3 separate regions of the Homo sapiens genome follow, and all the other regions are linked to region 1. Evidence: read pairs that join two places in POLR2A ChIA-PET (ENCODE). Cell type or tissue: GM12878. All regions are shown on one strand. Links, peaks and the distances in the headings refer to the core of each region. The heading gives the core; the rest is flanking DNA.

The links. ChIA-PET counts read pairs that join two places held together with the same protein. Peaks named below come from ENCODE experiments on the same cell type or tissue, not always from the same donor. Only the 100,000 strongest peaks of a DNase experiment are listed, where the experiment ranks them.
Region 2: POLR2A ChIA-PET joins it to region 1 with 5 read pairs; 1 of 35 experiments calls an interaction of 5 or more read pairs at or near these places.
Region 3: POLR2A ChIA-PET joins it to region 1 with 5 read pairs; 2 of 35 experiments call an interaction of 5 or more read pairs at or near these places.

Annotation. Positions count from the first base shown.
Region 1 is chr9:123,994,294-124,000,396 of GRCh38, forward strand. LOC105376267 (a long non-coding RNA gene) reads right to left here and starts at 5,094. Exons shown (of 3, transcript XR_930333.4): 1 at 4,855-5,094; 2 at 4,355-4,426; 3 at 1,815-2,826. RefSeq lists enhancers at 3,596-3,705, 3,785-4,539 and silencers at 5,583-5,742, 5,933-6,002. In GM12878, for the core only: no CTCF peak of the experiment used is centred there; DNase peaks (open chromatin) are centred at 2,548 and 3,718; H3K4me3 peaks cover 1,833 bases; H3K27ac peaks cover 2,132 bases.
Region 2 is chr9:123,635,358-123,641,460 of GRCh38, forward strand. The region is part of intron 9 of DENND1A (DENN domain containing 1A); the gene reads right to left. Among named protein-coding and RNA genes, the nearest start is that of MIR7150, 150 kb to the left of the region's middle. In GM12878, for the core only: no CTCF peak of the experiment used is centred there; a DNase peak (open chromatin) is centred at 2,874.
Region 3 is chr9:123,690,499-123,696,601 of GRCh38, forward strand. All of the region lies in intron 5 of DENND1A (DENN domain containing 1A), which reads right to left. Among named protein-coding and RNA genes, the nearest start is that of MIR7150, 210 kb to the left of the region's middle. In GM12878, for the core only: no CTCF peak of the experiment used is centred there; no DNase peak of the experiment used is centred there.

The DNA.
Region 1 (6,103 bases), core at 679-5,678:
TTATCTTTCAGATTGTCTCTCCTGGTCTCTGCCCCCAGTCCTACCAGGATGTATCTTCTGATTTTCCCATTTCCCGAAGTTGCCCACATTCTGGATCTTCCCAGACTGGAAAGAGGGTGTTGCTAAGGCAGCCTCAGCCAGAGCAACTCTGCACAGCATCTGGTGTCCAGGCCAGCAACCCAAAGGCTGGCACAGAGGCCTGTGACATGAGGAAGGAGCCCCATCTGGACCCTTTAAGGGCTATGAAAGCCCTGTGGTGGGAGGATGAGCCCAGGAGTCCTCCAGGTGGCCCTCTGCCTCAGTACTCATGATCACTCCCCCTGTGTTCCTGATCCCAGTCCAGGGATTCCATCCTGACAGTCGTTTACCTGCCCAGACTGCTGAGGACTGCTGTGTCCCCAGAATCCTAACCTGAAAGCTCCCGAGCTTTAACTGGCTCCAAATGAAAATGTGCATGTATAGTCCTCACAGGAGCGATGATTGAATGATGACCCACAGCCTCCACCTCTGCAGATCGGCCTGGTTCTCTCTTCTGCCTCCCTCTCCTCACTCAGCTGGTTCCCCGTCCCTCCTCCATCACTGTCAGAGCTGCCTCGCTTTCCCTCCCTCTGCAGCTCCTTTCTCTGTCTGTCCCTGTCTGATTGTCCATCTCTGGCCTTGGCCAGACTCCTTTCCCTCACTGCTCTTCTGCCTGTCTCTTTCTCCTTTCTTTTCTTTTCTTTTCCTTTTCTTTCTTTCTTTCTTTTTCTTTTCTTTCTTTCCTTTCTTTCTATTTTGAGACAGAGTCTCGCTCTGTCACCCAGGCTGGAGTGCAATGGCACAATCTTGGCTCACTGCAACCTCTGACTCCCAGGTTCAAGCAATTCTCCTGCCTCAGCCTCCCGAGTAGCTGGGATTACAGGTGTGCACCACCATGCCCAGCTAATTTTGTATTTTTAGTAGACACAGGGTTTAGCCATGTTGGCCAGGCTGTTCTCAAACTCCTAACCTCAAGTGATCCACCTGCCTTGGCCTCCCAAAGTGCTGGGATTATAGGCATGAGCCACTGTGCCCAACTCTCCTTCTCTCTCTCTTTTTTTTTTTTTGAGATGGAGTCTCACTTTGTTGCCCAGGCTAGAGTGCAGTGGTACCAATCTCGGCTCATTGCAACCTCTGTCTCCTAGGTTCAAGCAATTCTCCTGCCTCAGCCTCCTGAGTAGCTGGGACTACAGGTGTGCGCCACCATGCCTGCCTAATTCTTTTGTATTTTTAATAAAGACAGCGTTTCACCATGTTAGCCAGGCTGGTCTTGAACTCCTGACCTCAGGTTATCTACCAGCCTCAGCCTCCCTAAGTGCTGGGATTACAGGCGTGAGCCACCGCACCCAGCTCTCCTTGTCTCTTAATGCTTGACTCTTCTCTACTGTGACCCTGCAGTGCATCTGCCTGTTTATATTCCCTGGATATCGGGCTGTCTGTCTGTCTTCCAGCTGCCTTCACCCCATCCTTGGTTTCCTGGGCTGTCCAGTAACGAGCCTGGGACCTCTTTCCCATCAGAGTGAGAGGACCCCTTTGTAGCAGGGCAGCCTCAGAGACCCCCATCCATGACTCGCTTCCATTCTCTGAGCCTCCTCCTGAATCACTTTACTCCTTGGGGTCCCTCTGCCCAGCCCAGGAGGCAGGAACCCTCAGAGCCACATGGGCAGGGTGGCTGTTTGCTGCCCTGAGGACCAGGTCCCGGCAGCCTCCCTTAATGAGCGTGCCTTCGGTGACACATTCATTATTCCTGCTCGGTCACTTCGAGTCAAAACTGATTAGTTACACTTACCACCGCAAAGATGTAATGATTTTATTGTTTATCTTCAATTTATTTTGATTAACATCTCCGTTCTTTTCATTGCAAGTGCAATTAGGTGCAATCTAACAGCGACTACTTTAATTTTGTTGAAATTAAGATGAATAAGTGACGGCTTATGGTGCTTTGTTTAACCAATAAATCATAGTTAAGAGGAGTGTATTAGTAATAAATGAAAAAAGACAACTTAATTAAAATGCGTGGAGCCAGCCTCTTGATGTACATCCAAAATCCAAATCTGAATTCCAAAAATCAGAGGGAGCTGAGGGTTAGGAAGACCCTTGCTGCCTCTCAAAATGGTGACCAGAGGAGACAGACGGTGTAGCCTAGTTTTGAGACTGCTGTGCAGAGAAGAGCAAGGAGTACATCTTGATCCTCATGAGGTGGTCGCATCTTGTCCACAAAAGCCACCTGGAACCCAGGTAGAAACAGACTTGGGAGGATACAGGAAGAGAGGCCTTATCCCCCCTGGGGACCCTGGGGACGGAGGGGGGGTAGGGGGGCACTGGCTGCCAAGCCCACACCCTGAATTCTTCCTGGGAACCCATTTCGGGCAGGGGACAGGGCCCCACACCCCTACATCTGGGGATCAGCCCATTTGCCCTATTGAGGAGCTCAGTGCCAAGCCAAAAACCCTAGGGCAAGTCTCGCAGTGTGATCGCCTCCCCGCTGGGCTGAGAGGGACTTCCCCATCTCTTGATTTGGAAACAAAGTGCAAAAAGTCAGCCCTGGAAAGTTTCCCGTGTGAAGTTTAAAAGCGCCTGTGCTGAAGAGGCCGACTTTGAAGCAGCTTGCCGGGGCCCCTTGGCAGGCTCCTGCGAGTCAGAGGGCCGGCCTCGCCTCAGATCCGCTGCGCCTGCCTCCGCAGGGCTGGGAAATGGGAATTGTTTTTAAGTTGAAAAATTACTCATGGAGCTCACTCCTTTGCCACTGCTCTTCTTTTGTTCTCAGTCGTCGCCTTCCTCTGCCTTCTCCTCCTCTTTTGCTTCCTCCTTTTAGTAAAGAGGAGCAGGCGGACCAGGGTTCAAATCCGGGCGCAGGCTCTTACTGGCTGTGTGACCTCAAGCCTGTGACGCAACCCCTCTGGACCCTAGCGCTTTAACAGAAAAGTGGGGCCAATGGTGCCCTCGAGGCGGGGCGCTGTGGAGGTTGGCCCAGGGAACTGCACAAAAGTGCCCAGCACCTGCCTGGCCCCAGGAGGAGGAGCCCCAGAAGCATCAGCTCCCTCCCACTACAGAGCCCTTTGCCTCCTCCTTACAGAGCTTCAGAGGCAGGTCTCCTCCCCCTTTCTTGTGGCTCTCTGAGCTCCTACTGAGCCTTCATCCTTCTATGTTTAAACTCCACTTTTCTTTTTCATCCTCCAAATACGTGTTTCTGAGTGTCTGCCTTGGTGCCAGGCACAGTGCCACACCCTGATGATGATGCGAGGTGAGAAAACACACGATGGACCTGCCCTCAAAGAGCTTCCAGCCCCATGCCTCAGGTCCCCCATGAGACTCCTTCATCATGGTCATTGCATCCCTGTGTGCTCAAAAGTGTCTTCCCAGAAAAAGGAGTGCTTTGTGAGGACAGGGGCCATGCCCAGCACAGGGCCTGGCACACAACAGGGGATCAGTGGCCAAGGACGATGCCTCCTGTGGGCCTGACTTTAAGGGCACAAACAGAAACCAAGCCTGAGTGTGTGCTGCCAGGGAGGCCCTCGGGTGGGGGCATGGCTGTCATAGTAGGCAATGACATCTTTGGGTGCACAGTGCTGGGACATAGCAAAGGAGAGGACAAGAGATGGCAGCCCCCAGGAATAACCAAAGGCAAAGAATGAGTCTGCATGCTGGCCTGGCTTCTTCCTTCCAGCTCAGAAAAGGGGAAATCGGGACTCATGTGGTTGAGGGTTCATGAGAGCAGTTTCTGTGCGCTGAGGCCGGGACTTCCCAGCACAGCCTACAAGACACTGCCTGCCCACGCCTGGCCCCGCCCACCTCTGCAGCCTCATCCCGCTCCCCACCCCACACCGGCCACTCCGGCTTTCGCGCTGGCCTTGCTCCCTCGTGCCAGGAACGCTCTCCCTCCACCACCTCTTTTAGCACCCCCTGCCCACTTCCTACCAACTGCAATCCTGGTGCCCCAATTGACTTCAGGTCTCAGCTTCGATGTCATCACACTTTGGGAAAGGCCTTCCTGAGCCCCAGACCAGGTCAGTTTCCCTGGATATCTGGTCTTATCGTACTCTATATGTTCCATGGCACTTGTATAACTGTCATGAAATTCTGTAATTGCTGTCCACAGTCTGTCTGCCTCCTAGAATGCAAGTTGCATGAAGGCAGAGACCATGCCTGCCTCGTGAATTGCTGTTTCCTCAGTGCTAAGCAAAAAGCTTGAATAAAAGCTGGACAGAATAAATAACCTGTGGGCTGGGCACTTTATGGATTCCACGAATGATCTCAATGGCAATCCTGAAAAAGAGGTGGTTATTGCTCCCATTTCACAGATGAAGAAACTGAAACTTGGAGCAGTGTGACTTACCTAAGCAAGTGGTCTTGAACTCACATCTCTCTGACTCTGAAGCCACACTCGGTCCGGGAAACATCCCTGAAGCTTAAAAGCCAATCATGGTGTGATGGGGAATGGGGAGGGAAGGAGGGAGGGTAGATTTTTCTCCTGCTTGGGTCTAAGGACAGCGAGAGAGCATTGCCCCTCTGCTTGGTGTCAACCAGGGAGGAACCAGCAGGTGACAGGGCCTATCAGATCCAGCTTAGGTTGTGCCCACTCAAAACCTGAGGACAGGGGGAGGGGAACCACAGTCACTTTTCAGGAGGGGCTTTAGGGACCCTGGAGGAAACCACCATTAACTTTTCCCGCGGAACTGGCCTCTGGTACTTGTCCTCGAGGCTGAGGAAAGGTGTTTTGTGGGGCACACATGGCACCCAGCGAGCGCTGGGTGGCCGCTGCATTTGAGGAGGCGTGAACTTCAACAGGGGACCACAGGCACGGGGCACCTCCTGCGTCCCCCATCGCCACCCCACCTAGAGCTGCTCATCAACTCCTTTTAGAGACAGGAAACTGCAGCCCTGGCGGGGAGTGACTTGTCCGAGGTCTCAGAGCAGGGAAATGGCTTCAGTTGCATTTTGGGGGCCGCTGTTCCAAGGAGAGACAGAGAAAGAGATAGCGAGTCCCCCTGAGCAAGGCGAGAAAGGGGGGAGAGTGAGGGGAGGTAGAAGGAAGCCGGAGAGGGAGGGAGGAAGTGGTGAGAGCAGCCGAGGAGAGAGGGGTAAGAGAAAAAGAGAGAGGCAGTGAGGAAGAGAGCCGGGGACAGCCAGAGAGGCCGGGAGAGGCGAGGAAGGAGGCAGAGAAACGCCGCGGAGACCGGGAGATGGAAAGAGACAGGGGGAGGCGGGCGGGGACGGCCGGGGGGACCGGCCGGTGACAGCCACGGAGCGGGGGGCGGGGGACGCCGAGCGCTAGCGGGCGCGGGACGGCGGCGGGCGGGGTGGGGAGGCCGGGGACGCGGGGGACGCGGGGGACGCCGCGCCGCCCCCTCCCGGCGCTCGCCGCCGCCCCCGCCCCCGCCCCCGGCCGCACGCGCCCGCAGCCTAATGACCGCAGCCAGCCCGCGCCGCGGCCCGCGCCCACTCCAGGCGGCCGGCAGCTGGCAACGCGGGGCGAGCGGGGAGCCGCGCGCCGCAGCCCGGGTGGCCGCTCCCGGCGCCCGGCTGGCCCTGATTGATTTGTCAGCCGAGGCAAGAAAAACGGCCCCTCTGATCCGCGCGCCCAGTCCTCGGCTCCCCGGGCGCCGGGCCTCCCTCCCGCGCGCCTAGCCCGGCTCCGGGCCGGCCCCGCAGGCTGGAGCACCCCGCCCGCCTCAGGAGGGAGCCCTCCGCCCTCCGGCCCGGGCCCCGGCGCCCCTCCCCGGCCCCGCGCGCCGCGCACCTCCTCCGGCTCGGCCCGGCCCGCCCGAGGGCCCTGGGGCTGCCAACGGCCCCCTCACCCCCGCTGGGCACCGTGCCCGCGCCCCCAGCCCTCACCCTGCCGCTCCCCCCTAGCCCGGCACCCCCGCCCCCCGCCCCCCGGCCCTGGCCCGGGGCCGCCCGCAGAGCCGGCCACACCCGCTGCGGAGGACTCACCAAGGTAAGGAAGCGCCTCGGCGCGCCCCGGGGGCCTGGAGGGCTGCGCGTGGTGCGGGGAGGGCCACGGCAGGCACCCGCGGACCCGGACCGGGAACCGCCGCTGCCACTGAGCCGGGAGCACGGGAGGGCCCCGTCGGGCCGGGAGGGC
Region 2 (6,103 bases), core at 375-5,374, 360 kb before region 1:
TGAAATAACTTGCCCAAGGCCACATCGACAGTAAGTGACAGAACTGGGACTCACATCCAGGTCTGTCAGAATATAATGGCCACTGTGTTTCCACAATGCATAATAAACTCAAAAAGTATTCGAGTGTATACCCTGTGCCTTCCACAGTGTGGAGGACTCTGAAATAGATGAGGTAACAATACCTGCTGACATTGTTAAATGACACAGATATGCATTTGCCTTGCTGCTAGATGTCCAAATGTCTCGGACAAAATACCAATGACAGAAAATAATCATTTTTAAAACAAACACAGATCTGATCATTTCCTGGGGATTAGTTACATTTAACTAAGGTGTTGTAGTGTCTTTAACCCACAGGAAATTCTAGACAATGAAGTAATTATTATTAGTCAAAGAGAAAGGTTTACATTCCTTTTTGAGTACATACATCTGACAGGCTGGCTTGAAAGTGTTGGAAAGTCTTGCTTTTTGTCGTGTTCCCTTTCACATACTTGCTCCGAGTCTTCTGCTAACTTTTTGACCTGGGCAAGCCACTTCCTTTCCTAGGTCTCAATTTGTCCTGTATGTAAAATAAGAGACTAGGCTACAAGATTTCTGTGTTCCTTTCCAGCTTTGACAACTCACAATTCTAGAGGAATTGCTATCCTTTGAAGTGAAGAAGGCTCCTCCTCTACCCCAGTTTACCTTCTTCACCTGTACTAAGCCGAAGCAAATCAGGGTCTGTCTTTAAGCTGGTCTTGCTTTCTCAGCTCTGCAGCTCCAGGGCCCAGCTGGAATTCATGAGCTATGTAGGAACCACCACTTTTAGGTCACCCCATCTCCATCACCTGACCAGGGCACAGCTGTCTTCCTTACTTGGCCCCTGATACTCTGAAGAACTCAGATGTAGATGACCCCAGGTGACCAGGAACACGACGGCTATGGATTTGAGCTGTTCAAGGACCAAGACCACATCTGATTCCTCTTTTTTTTTTTTTGAGATGGAGTCTCGCTCTGTCACCCAGACTGGAGTGCAGTGGTGGGACCTCGGCTCACTGCAACCTCTGCCTCCCACGTTCAAGTGATTCTCCTGCCTCAGCCTCCTGAGTAGCTGGGATTACAGGCACCTGCTACCACGCCCAATTAATGTTTGTATTTTTAGCAAAGACAGGGTTTCGCCAAATTGGCCAGGCTGGTCTCGAACTCCCGAGCTCAGGTGATCCGCCCTCCTCGGCCTCCCAAATATTCCTCTTCTTACCTCCTACTATGTTTGACACAGAGTCGGTGCTGAGTAAATGTTTGGGGAATGGAGAATGCCTCCAGATTCACACCATGAGGAAGAATAGGCAAGATTACCAGACTTTTTTTTTTTTTTTTTTTTGAGACAGAGTTTCACTCTTGTTGCCCAGGCTGGAGTGCAATGGCGCAATCTCAGCTCACCACAACCTCTGCCTGCCAGGTTCAACTCTCCTGCCTCAGCCTCCCGAGTCGCTGGGATTACAGGCATGCGCCACCATGCCCAGCTAATTTTGTATTTTTAATAGAGATGGGGTTTCTCCATGTTGGTCAGGCTGGTCTCGAACTCCTGACCTCATGTGATCCGCCCGCCTCCAAAAGTGCCTGGATTATAGGCGTGAGCCACCGCGCCCGGCCCCAGACATTTAACAAATTGCAATTGCCTAATAGATCACAACTAGAGGCTGTACAGTTTTGAAAAAGTATTAAGATTCCAAGCTCTAAAAGCTGGCAGAGGAAGACAATCAGATGGTCACAGTCATTCTTTCCATCCTAGAATTCAGAATGTTAAATAATCAAACCAACACCTGCTTCACAGGGTTAGAGGCATTTGGATTTCCCCTCTGAACATAAACGCAAAGAAATGAATAAAATGATAAATACAGAAAGGATACCAGATTACTGACTTTAAAGGGAGGTCATTCTTAAGTTTGTTCATTTTGACCAGGGATCATCTTATTTAGAGCAGCTGTAGAAAATGCTGTGTGTCTTGGGAAGTTGTTCCCTTTCTCAGTTTGAGAACTTGATTCTTTTATTTAATTATAAACCATCTTCGTAGTATCATGGTGCCATGATTCAAACACTGCTGTGGTTTTTGTTTTGATTATAATTTATTCTTAAATGACAAATCCTCTCTAAAATCATCAAAACGTTTTAAGCAAAATCTGCAGGGACTCTGTGAAGTCAACCTATTTCAACCCTTCCATGGCTGTGAGAAAAACCTTTAATTATAAAGGGTTCAGCTATGTTCAAATTGTAGTTACTGTATTTAGTGGGGGATGAATAGGCTTTCAAGAAACTATCAAAGATACTCTAGCAGAAAGGCAACTTAGAACATCTCAGAAATCAAAGAACCTTCAGCTACTCTAGACAGATGCCGGACATGTGAGTAGAAGGAAAGAGCAAACAGTGTCTTGCTTTTCTTAGCAGCTGAAATGCAGGGCTGCTTTTCAGGGGGTAATGGCAACAATCGTTCTTCCAGTAGTTTCATTTTCAGCTGGGTGGAACTCATCTTACTTTTTTCCTTCTCCATTATCTTTTGGGAAAGGGAAGGAATAAACACACACACACACACACACACGCACACACACACACACACGCGCACACACACACACACACACACCAAAAAAACCACCCAACAAGGAGTGAAGGAAAGCGTCTTCCCCCAACAGCAATATCACCTAGTCAGGAGGAAGCTTACACAGGCAATCAACCGCCTGCTTAATCACTTCTCTCCATTTTTTTTTAAAGCTATCTACTAGAGTAATTAGAGTAAGTTATTAACCGGGGCAACAAGCTTTCATGCCAAGATTTGACACTTTAAAACATCAAAGCAACTAAAACTGCCAGAGAAAAGCTTTAGCTACCAAAGCAGAAGCAGAAAACCATGGTGTGGTAAACCACACTGTAAATAAGCCCACAGCACCATGAGTGAGGAAAGAGCTTTCTTTCCTCTTTAAGATGAAAAAGAAAAAGGCAGGGTTACATGGGGGACTGATAACAATGTATTCAATACAGGGACAGCCAATGTGCCACCACTCCTCCAAGCCATATCTGTGACAGACATTACTAACTGATCACAGAGTCGGGATGTGGCCCACAATCCTTCCTCACATGCACTTTTGTTGTTGTTGTTATACAGAATCTCGTTCTGCCACCCAGGCTGGCGTTGCAGTGGTGCAATCTTGGCTCACTGCAACCTCTGCCTCCTGGGTTCAAGTGATTCTCCTGCCTCAGCCTCCCGAGTAGCTGGGTGAATGCCACCACGCCCAGCTAATTTTTGTGTTTTTAGTAGAGACGGAGTTTCACCATGTTGGCCAGGCTGGTCTCGATCTCCTGACCTCACACTTGAGGTCACCTCAGCCTCCCACAGTGCTGAGATTACAGGTGTGAGCTACCATGCCCAGCCTCACATGCACCTTTGATCAATGGATCAAAGTGGGCACTCAAGAAGAAATCGATTTGCCACCTCAAATCTAGTCTAAGTGGATATTTCTATTTCTTTGACAATATAAATCATAATTTATGTTTAGCTAATGGATCTATACTATTGCTTTAATAAAGAATCATACTTTTAAAAAGAAAGCATAACTGAACATGGAATCGTGAGTACCTATCTGTCAGGTACCCACACATGAAGAAACTAAGGAACCTTCAGGTGGTGAGTTACTAAATTTGCATGAGTAGTAAAAAAAAAAAAAAAAAAAAAAAAAAAGAAAGAAAGAAAAAAAAAGAAAAAGAAAAAGAAAAAGGACTGTTCCCTGTAGTTTTCTTTGGCAAATTTAACCTTAGAAAGTGACTGTAGGCCGCAGGTGGTAGCTCATGCCTGTAATACCAGCACTTACGGAGGCCAAGGCAGGCGGATCACTTCAGGTCAGGAGTTCGAGACCAGCCTGGCCAACAGAGTGAAACCTTTTCTCTACCAAAAAATACAAAAATTAGCTGGGTGTGGTGACAGGCGCCTGTAGTCCCAGCTACTTGGGAGGCTGAGGCACGAGTATCAGTTGAACCCGAGAGGCAGATGTTGCAGTGAGCAAAGATAACCCCACTATACTCCAGCCTGGGCAACAGAATGAGCCTCCGTATCCCCCCAACCCCCTACCAAAAAAAAAAAAAAAAAAACCTCAGAAGAAAGATTCAAGCTATAAAACAGCCACACTCACGCCTGTAATCCCCAGCACTTTGGGAGGCTGAGGTGGGCAGATCACCTGAGGTTGGGAGTTCAAGACTAGCCTGACCAACATGGAAAAACCCCGTCTCTACTAAAAATACAAAATTAGCCAGGCATGGTGCCACATGCCTGTAATCTCGGCTACTCGGGAGGCTGAGGCAGAAGAATCACTTGAACCCGGGAGGTAGAGGTTGTGGTGAGCCAAGATCTCGCCACTGCACTCTAGCCTGGGCAACAAGAACGAAACTCCATCTCAAAAAAAAAAAAAAAAAAAACAAAAACAAAAAACAGCCACCACCATGACCACTGAATTCACATTACTATCTGCCAATCACTGAGAACAGTGCTTCACATATATTTAACTCACTTAATTTTCACAACAGCCCTATAAGGTAGGTAGCATTATTGTCCCCATTTTATAGATGAGGAAACTGAGGCTCCTGGGTGTTGAGGAACCTGTATAAGGTCACAGCTATTGGCAGAACTAGGATATGAACCTAGGGAAGTTGAGCTCTGGATTCTGTGCTCTTAGCCCCCATGAAACTGCTTCTGTGCTCTGATCTATATTAATCCCACAATTACTGAGTATCCACTATGTGCACACACCATGCCCTCAAGCAATTTAAAATAGAGAGAGAAAGATCAAAATGCAAACAATCAACTTCCACACAAAAGCATTATGAAAGAGATGCTATAATAGAGGTTCAAGTGTGTTAGCATATAAAGAAAGAATCATTAATTCTGCCTGGGGCAAGAATCAGGCCTGCTTCACAGAGACAGAGACATCAGAGCCCTGAAGGTTGAAGACAGAGAAGCTGCTAGTCCTCCTCCCAGCTACAGGCCAGTCAGGGGGTAAGGGTGGGTCAAGAGAACACAGCAGCTTCTTAGGCCACTCAAGCTCTGTGAGGACTTGAATGAGAAATGACCATTTATTCAATGACTAAATGACTAGGGAGAAGTGGTCCGTACGCAAAACCTCTTGGGAGTTGCCGTGACTATTCTGTTTTGCTTGGATTCACTCCCTATCTGCTATTACGACGATCCTAATATTCAGAAGTCTCCTAGGATCTTTATCGCTCTCCTTGTTTCTGAGAGTCAAATCGGGGTTTATGGCCTGCAAGGATGAGATTCAGCCTCAGGTAACATTTACAGAGTGAATAGTGCGCCCAGTGCTGGGCTCTGTGCTTTCATATCTGGATGGTCACCGGATCTTTTTAACCACCTTGAGGTAGGTGTGAATACTATCCCCATTTTCACAGAAGAGGACAGAGGGACTCCAAGAGGTCAAGTAACTTGCCCAAGGCCATATGGCTAGAAAGTGGCACATGGTGGATTAAGTACAAGGCGGAGGCAGAAGTGGAACAAAGCCATCCTGACTTGCAGTCTGATACTCTCTCCTCCACTCCTGCTGTCTTTTTTCTTGGGAAAAGATACCTCCAGCAGGGCTGTCTGACACATCTAGCTGGTAGACTCTGAAGCTATCAAGGTAGCAGAAAAGAACAAATGTGAATGTGCTCCGTGTCTGCACTTACCGATGATTTCATGGTCTAACCTCATATCACACTACCTTGGTTCACCAAAGTGACCACACTTTCAGTCTGCAGAAACAACACAGGAAATTATGAGTCCTTGCTCCCAGTGTCATAAGCACCTAGTAGGCGCTCAAAATTTCTTTTATGACAGCCATGTCTGCCAAAGTGGGTGCAGGGCTTTTTAAGTAGATTAAGATGTCAATGACTTAAATATTATCCTTTAAAATTCTGATTCTTTAAAATTCTGATTCATAAGAGTCATATGAGAAGCTATCAGTCCTGCAATCTAAGGAAGACACAATTTATTTCATGACTTGACCGCATTACTAAAATAATAAAATTTTCTGCCATGGCAGAAATCGGATGAATTTAATGAAATGGCAAAAAAAAAAAAAAAAAAAGAAAC
Region 3 (6,103 bases), core at 375-5,374, 300 kb before region 1:
ATAGAAGAATACTTAACATGGAAAAACATTTACAATATATTTAGATATAAAAGCAGGCTCTATAATATATACGAAGGATTTTTTCATTTTAGTTTTTGTGTTTTCCTATATTCTCCAAACTTTCTACAGTCTACATGTATTATTTTATTAACTGTTAACAAAATATCCCCCCTCCTTTTCTTTCTTTAAAAAACAAACAAACAGCCACAGGTATGATTCCCCGCTGGCTACCAACTTCCAAGTGGTCTTGCCGAAGGGCTAGGGAGGTGGATTGGTCAGAGAGAATAGAATGAAGATGCAACAGCCCTCCTGCTTCTGTGAGTGAGCTTAGTAACTGTGATGACCCAGTTCCAAAATGGGCTTTCTGGATGAAGCGGAAGTTTGTACTCTCTAACAAACTGGTCACACGAGAGCCTCATGCTCTTCCTCCTGTGCCATGCTTATCATGGATCTCAGTTCAGGGCAAGGATGGTGTGCTAATAAGGTTTTCAGTGACCTTTCCTTAATGTGGGTACAGTCAGCCTCAATAAACCCTGGCAGGCTCAGGAAGACAGCAACCCTCCCTTATCTAAGGTCACTCTTAGTTGAGAGGGAATAAATGGGGGGGTCAGAAGCTATTTTTTCCCTGTTAGATTTTCAGGCCAAATCTGCAAGGCTGGATCATTCATACAAACATTTAGTAAGCATAAATGTGTGCCAGCCCTGTCCTAGACAGCTAGGATAAATCAATGAACAAGACACAGTGCTGTCTGTCCTCAAGGAACTATTAAGTCTCTTGGGGAAGAGACCTGCAAAGGATGGATCACAATGCTACGTGATGATGCTGCAACACAGGTGGGCAAAGGGCTGTGGCAGCACCAAGGAAGGGCATCTCCACTAGACTGTAGTATCAGCTAAGTGAGGAAGGCGAACTGGATGAAACAGAAGCACATTCTGTCTGGAGGAAACCAAAAATTACAGAGGCAAAGAAACAAAGAATTACAAATGGCTCGGGGTTACTGGATCCCAGAGTAAGGGTAGAGCGGGGTGTCTCTTTGTGTGATTTTTTTTTTTTTTTGGAGGGTGGGGATGGGTGGAGAGAGGATCTTTGGCAATAGTAGAGATGAAACTAGAGCAGTCCAAAGAGCCCAGCTTGTAAGAAATTTACATGCTGGACCATGGAGTTTAACTCTTTTCCTGAAATCAAAGAAGGGTTTCAAGCAGTGGACAGATCTGATGGGTTTTGTCTTTGTAAAAAGACTGCTTTAGAAGGAGGATAGTCTGGAATCAGATAAACTCAACAATTTTAAGACCAATGTGGCTGGTGAAAGTCCTCAAGGAAGAAGGAGGTTCCAAAAATGAGGGCCTCCGTCAGTGCTCTTTTACTTACTGAATAAAATTTTAAAAACAGATTTGACTCTGGGAGAAGAGAGCTAACAAAGGAGCTCCTGTCATGTAGAAGATTGACCTGAATTTGTTAGGCAGAGGGTTGCCTGCTTCCTTCAGAAGCAGTGTCCATTGTGAGACATGGCAGGAGAGGAGGGGAGCTGGACCATCCAGAGCAGCAGGTGCGGTCCTCCCATTGACAAGCAGGCTCCCCCAAGAGCTGTTCCTTCGTCTCTCCAAGGCTACTTTCCTCTGCAAAAGGGCAACACTTCCTGTTTACCTAACAAAGTGGTGGTATGGAACAAATTAAGCAAAATAACACAAAGTACCTATCACAGTTCACAAAACAAACCAGAGACTCAAAAATAGGTAGCTTCTGTTATGACTGTTAGGTAGATGTCTACTCTCTTAGGAGAAAGAATGGTTCTCAACCACATTTTGAATGATTTTAAAATGTTGAGTGCCACAAGCACACAGATGTTCTTTCCAATTACTTTTAAGATTGCGTCAATCACAAAAGAGTGGGCTGGGCCAATAGGGATTTCTAAAATTAATATTTATTCCCCTAACCCAAGATAAAGATTTCATTTCAAAGACAGAATGAAAGCAAATTAAAAAAAGATGGGGATTATAAATGGGTCACTAGTACTTTTTCAATCATTCCTCAATGAATGACTCTTTCCGAGCTAACACTATAAGTAATTCCCTGTGCTTTCCTGACTGAAGGAACAGCGTATATTATTCTTAGTTAACTAATTAAATATGACTTAACCCTAGAAGATTTAGCATGCTATAGTGATATAAAAGATAGCAAAGCTAATAAGATTCTAAGAGCTACTATTAAACAAACATATGGATGGTAACATTTTTACCTTTCACAAATGTTTGAACTTAACTTTTATTATGACTCTAAAATAGGGCAGCTTCAGTTAATTTAAAGACCAGTTCTGTGCTCTGGGCCATTTTGGGGATGAAAATGAAAATATCTGGTACCTTAGCTCCATCAGGCATTATTTCTATTCCTCACCTCAACTATGTGAGATGGGTATTTTTAGCTATAATGTAGAGATGAAGAAACTGAGGCTCAGAGACATGAAGTGACTTGCTCAAGATCACCAAGCAAGTAAAGAAATGGTCAAGATTTGAAGTATGGTCTCTGGTTCCAAAGCTCATGATCCTTTTTCTTTTTTAAAAATCAACTTTGAATTTTAATTTATATCAAATAAACTCCACCCATTCTATGTGTATATATAGATGAATTTTGGCAACTGGATACAGCTATGTAACCACCACCCGCAATGAATCCATACAACATTTCCAGGACCCCTAAATGTTTGCTTGTGCACCATCCAACAGAATCTCCCTCACTGTCTATTTATGTGTCATAGCTCTTAGCACACAGCACTGAGATCATCTGTTTTCCACCTGTCCTTCCCACCATCTCTCTTTTAAAAATTCACTTCTTTTAAACATGCAGTAAAAGTCACTCTTTTGACAAATGCCCACATCGGTGTAACAACCACAGACAATCAAGATATAGAACACTTCCATCACACCCCATCCAGCCTGCTTGTGTTGCTCCTTTGTGGCCAACCTTGCCTCCCCAAATCTCAGCCCTGGCAACCACTGATCTCTTTCCTATTCCTATAATTTCGCTTTTTTTTTCAGAACATCATAGAAATGGAATAATACAGTACATAGCCTTTTAAGTCTGGCTTCTATCATGATCTTTTAAGCTACACTGTATATTTTAGCTTTTTTCCCTGACTGCTGACCAATGAAGGACAAGTTTTCATGGCAATAGAGTTCCATGGACATGCCCATGTATCACAACCCCATGGTGCTAGCTGCCACTCCACCTCAAGTGAAGGGTAGTATAGGAATGTCTTCAGTCCACCTAATGTATTAAAACAGTATATCATCCACAAGTTTCATTAGCTATATTATTATTATTATTATTATTATTATTATTATTATTATTTTGAGACAGAATCTCTCTCTTTCACCAGGCGGGAGTGCAGTGGCACAATCTCAGCTCACTGCAACATCTGCCTCCCAGGTTCCAGCAATCCTCCTGCCTTAGCCTCCCGAGTAGCTGGGACTTCAGGCGTGTGCCACCGCACCCGGCTAAATTTTGTATTTTTTTTTTTTTAGTAGAGACAGGGTTTCATCATGTTGGCCAGGATGGTCTCGATCTCTTGACCTTGTGATATGCCTGCCTTGGCCTCCCAAAGTGCTGCAATTACAGGCGTGAGCCACTGCACCTGGCCTAGCTATATTATTTAACACTAACAAATTATTTGTGAAACATCTCACAAGTGAGTGAAATAAACCAAGTCTGTCTATGTATGCTGGGGTTGAGAACCTCCTTATTATACCAAGCTCTCTCCTAGCTAAGAAATCATGCCCATCCCAGAGGTCTGGCCGTAATACCATGAGTGGTGCCAAGGGTTTGCTCCTTGAAAAGAAAAGGTAAAACCCAAGCTCTGTGTCATCAAGCCCAACCAGGTGAGGCAAAGAAAGTGGGAGATCAGCCAGTTGCTCTAAACTGTTTAACTCTCTCATTTTGTAGCAAAAGAAAGATGAGCTGAGAGAATATAAGGGACTTACCTAGAGTCACACATCTGCATAGCCTAAAGGACATCCTGACAAACCCAAAAGTAGATCTTTCTGTGCCCATTGAATGGCAATCTCCCAATATTACTCTGTCCTTTCCTCTTTTGCCCTATCTCCCACCAAAAGTACATGGTTTCTCTTGTCTGAATGTATAGTAGTGCAGTCGCTGTTTTCAATATCTAGAATTGTCCTAAAACATCAAAATCTCAATTGGATTCCATAAGCAATTCCCAATCTCTTAATTAACCAGGATTCGAAATGATGTCTCTTTAGCTCCAAAGCTGATGATCTTTTTGTCTACTGCACACTTTGGTATCTACTCGGACACCCATTTGGCTTACCAGTTGTGATGGTTAATACTGAGTGTCAACTTGATTGAATTGAAGGATACAAAGTATTGATCCTGGGTGTGTCTGTGAGGGTATTGCCAAAAGAGATTAACATTTGAATCAGTGGGCTGGGGAAGGCAGATCCACCCTTAATCTGGTGGGCACCATCTAATAAGCTGCCAGTGAATATAAAGCAGGCAGAAAAACATGAAAAGGAGAGAGAGACTGGCCTAGCCTCCCAGCCTACAACTTACTCTCATGCTGGATTGTTTCCTGGCCTCAAACGTCAGACTCCAAGTTCTTCAGTTTTGGGACTCGGACTGGCTCTCCTTGCTCCTCAGCTTGCAGATAGACTATTGTGAGACCTTGTGATTGTGTAAGTTAATACTTAATAACTCTCCATATATATATATATGGAGAAACAAAAGTTCTCTAAGAATATAAGCCTTAACTTCAAAAGAAATTCAAATAAGATTGTTGTCAGCACATTACTGTTAAAAGTCCATACGCTAAATATTATTGAAATTATAAATCATTCTATTTCAACACAGAATCTGTTAATCCTGTCTTGATGTCAGCTTCTTGGAGGATTCAAGCTAACAAGGATACCAATTTTCAAAACACTATTAGAGATAAGAACACTATAGATTCTAAAGAATATGATGTCATTGAGTTTTATATATATATATATCCTATTAGTGTGTCCCTCTAGAGAACTCTGACTAATACAGCATTCTATAGCTCATTGGTCATAAACCATTGACTGACTGTGAGGTCCTTTGCTGGGTCCTGGGGCTAACAGGCGATTCTGATACAATCTCTAGTTTCAAGGAGCTCAGTGTCTAGTGGGGGATTCAGACTTGTAAATCAACAAGTGTAATTACTAAGATTAATGCTATGAGAGAAGTATGCACAGGCAACAACTCTCTCTCATACTAGTGTGGGCACACACCCGTGGCAGACTACCAACCCCGGCCAACATGACAGAATTTCTTTCAGCTCTAACAGAGGCAGTTAATAATTCTAAAATTAAGTAGAAATGGTCACATTAGAAGATAATTTTATAGAAGGACAGTTGAATAAAGGTTACTGGAACACAGAATCCAATAGTGATGCCCAAAAAAGGCAAACTGATTTTTATGAACAATTTTCTTCTTCCTTTTTCTGTTAATACAAAAAAAAAAAAAAAACCCACACCAAAAAACTGGCACCTTTGTCTGGGTCCGGAGTATAAAATCAGGAAATAAAATGGCAAGTCTTACAACTGTGAACTTCAAAATCAGCTCATTACAAACCCAAGAGACATATTTGAATGCATGTTGCTACATTCATTTACCTATTCTGCCAAGCCATTCAATTACACGATTTCAGATTTTGTATAAAAAAATACAGCCATGTTTCTTTCAAAAGCTGGTATTTGGAGAAAAGTGATTAGAACAGCATGCTATGATACGTTAATACAGTGGTTTCATTTAACAGACAATGGCAGTTCCTGTACTTTAAATTATTGCACTTAGAATTCATGACTACAAGGTGTCTCAACTTTTTTCTTTACTGCTGTACAATATACTCCACTGCCACTGTGAATGCAAACAAAACACATTATCGGAAGAGTTTTGTTAGCATTTGTAATCTTAAGGAAAGTCATTTTTAAAGGTGGAGAGTGGGTACAGTAGGTTGTTCAAATCCTATGAACACTGAATAGAATAAAGCATTACAACTGGGGAAAGAGGAAGAGTGGGAGAGAAAAAGCTAAAGCAAGAGAAAATCTTAAACCAAAATTTAACATCCCT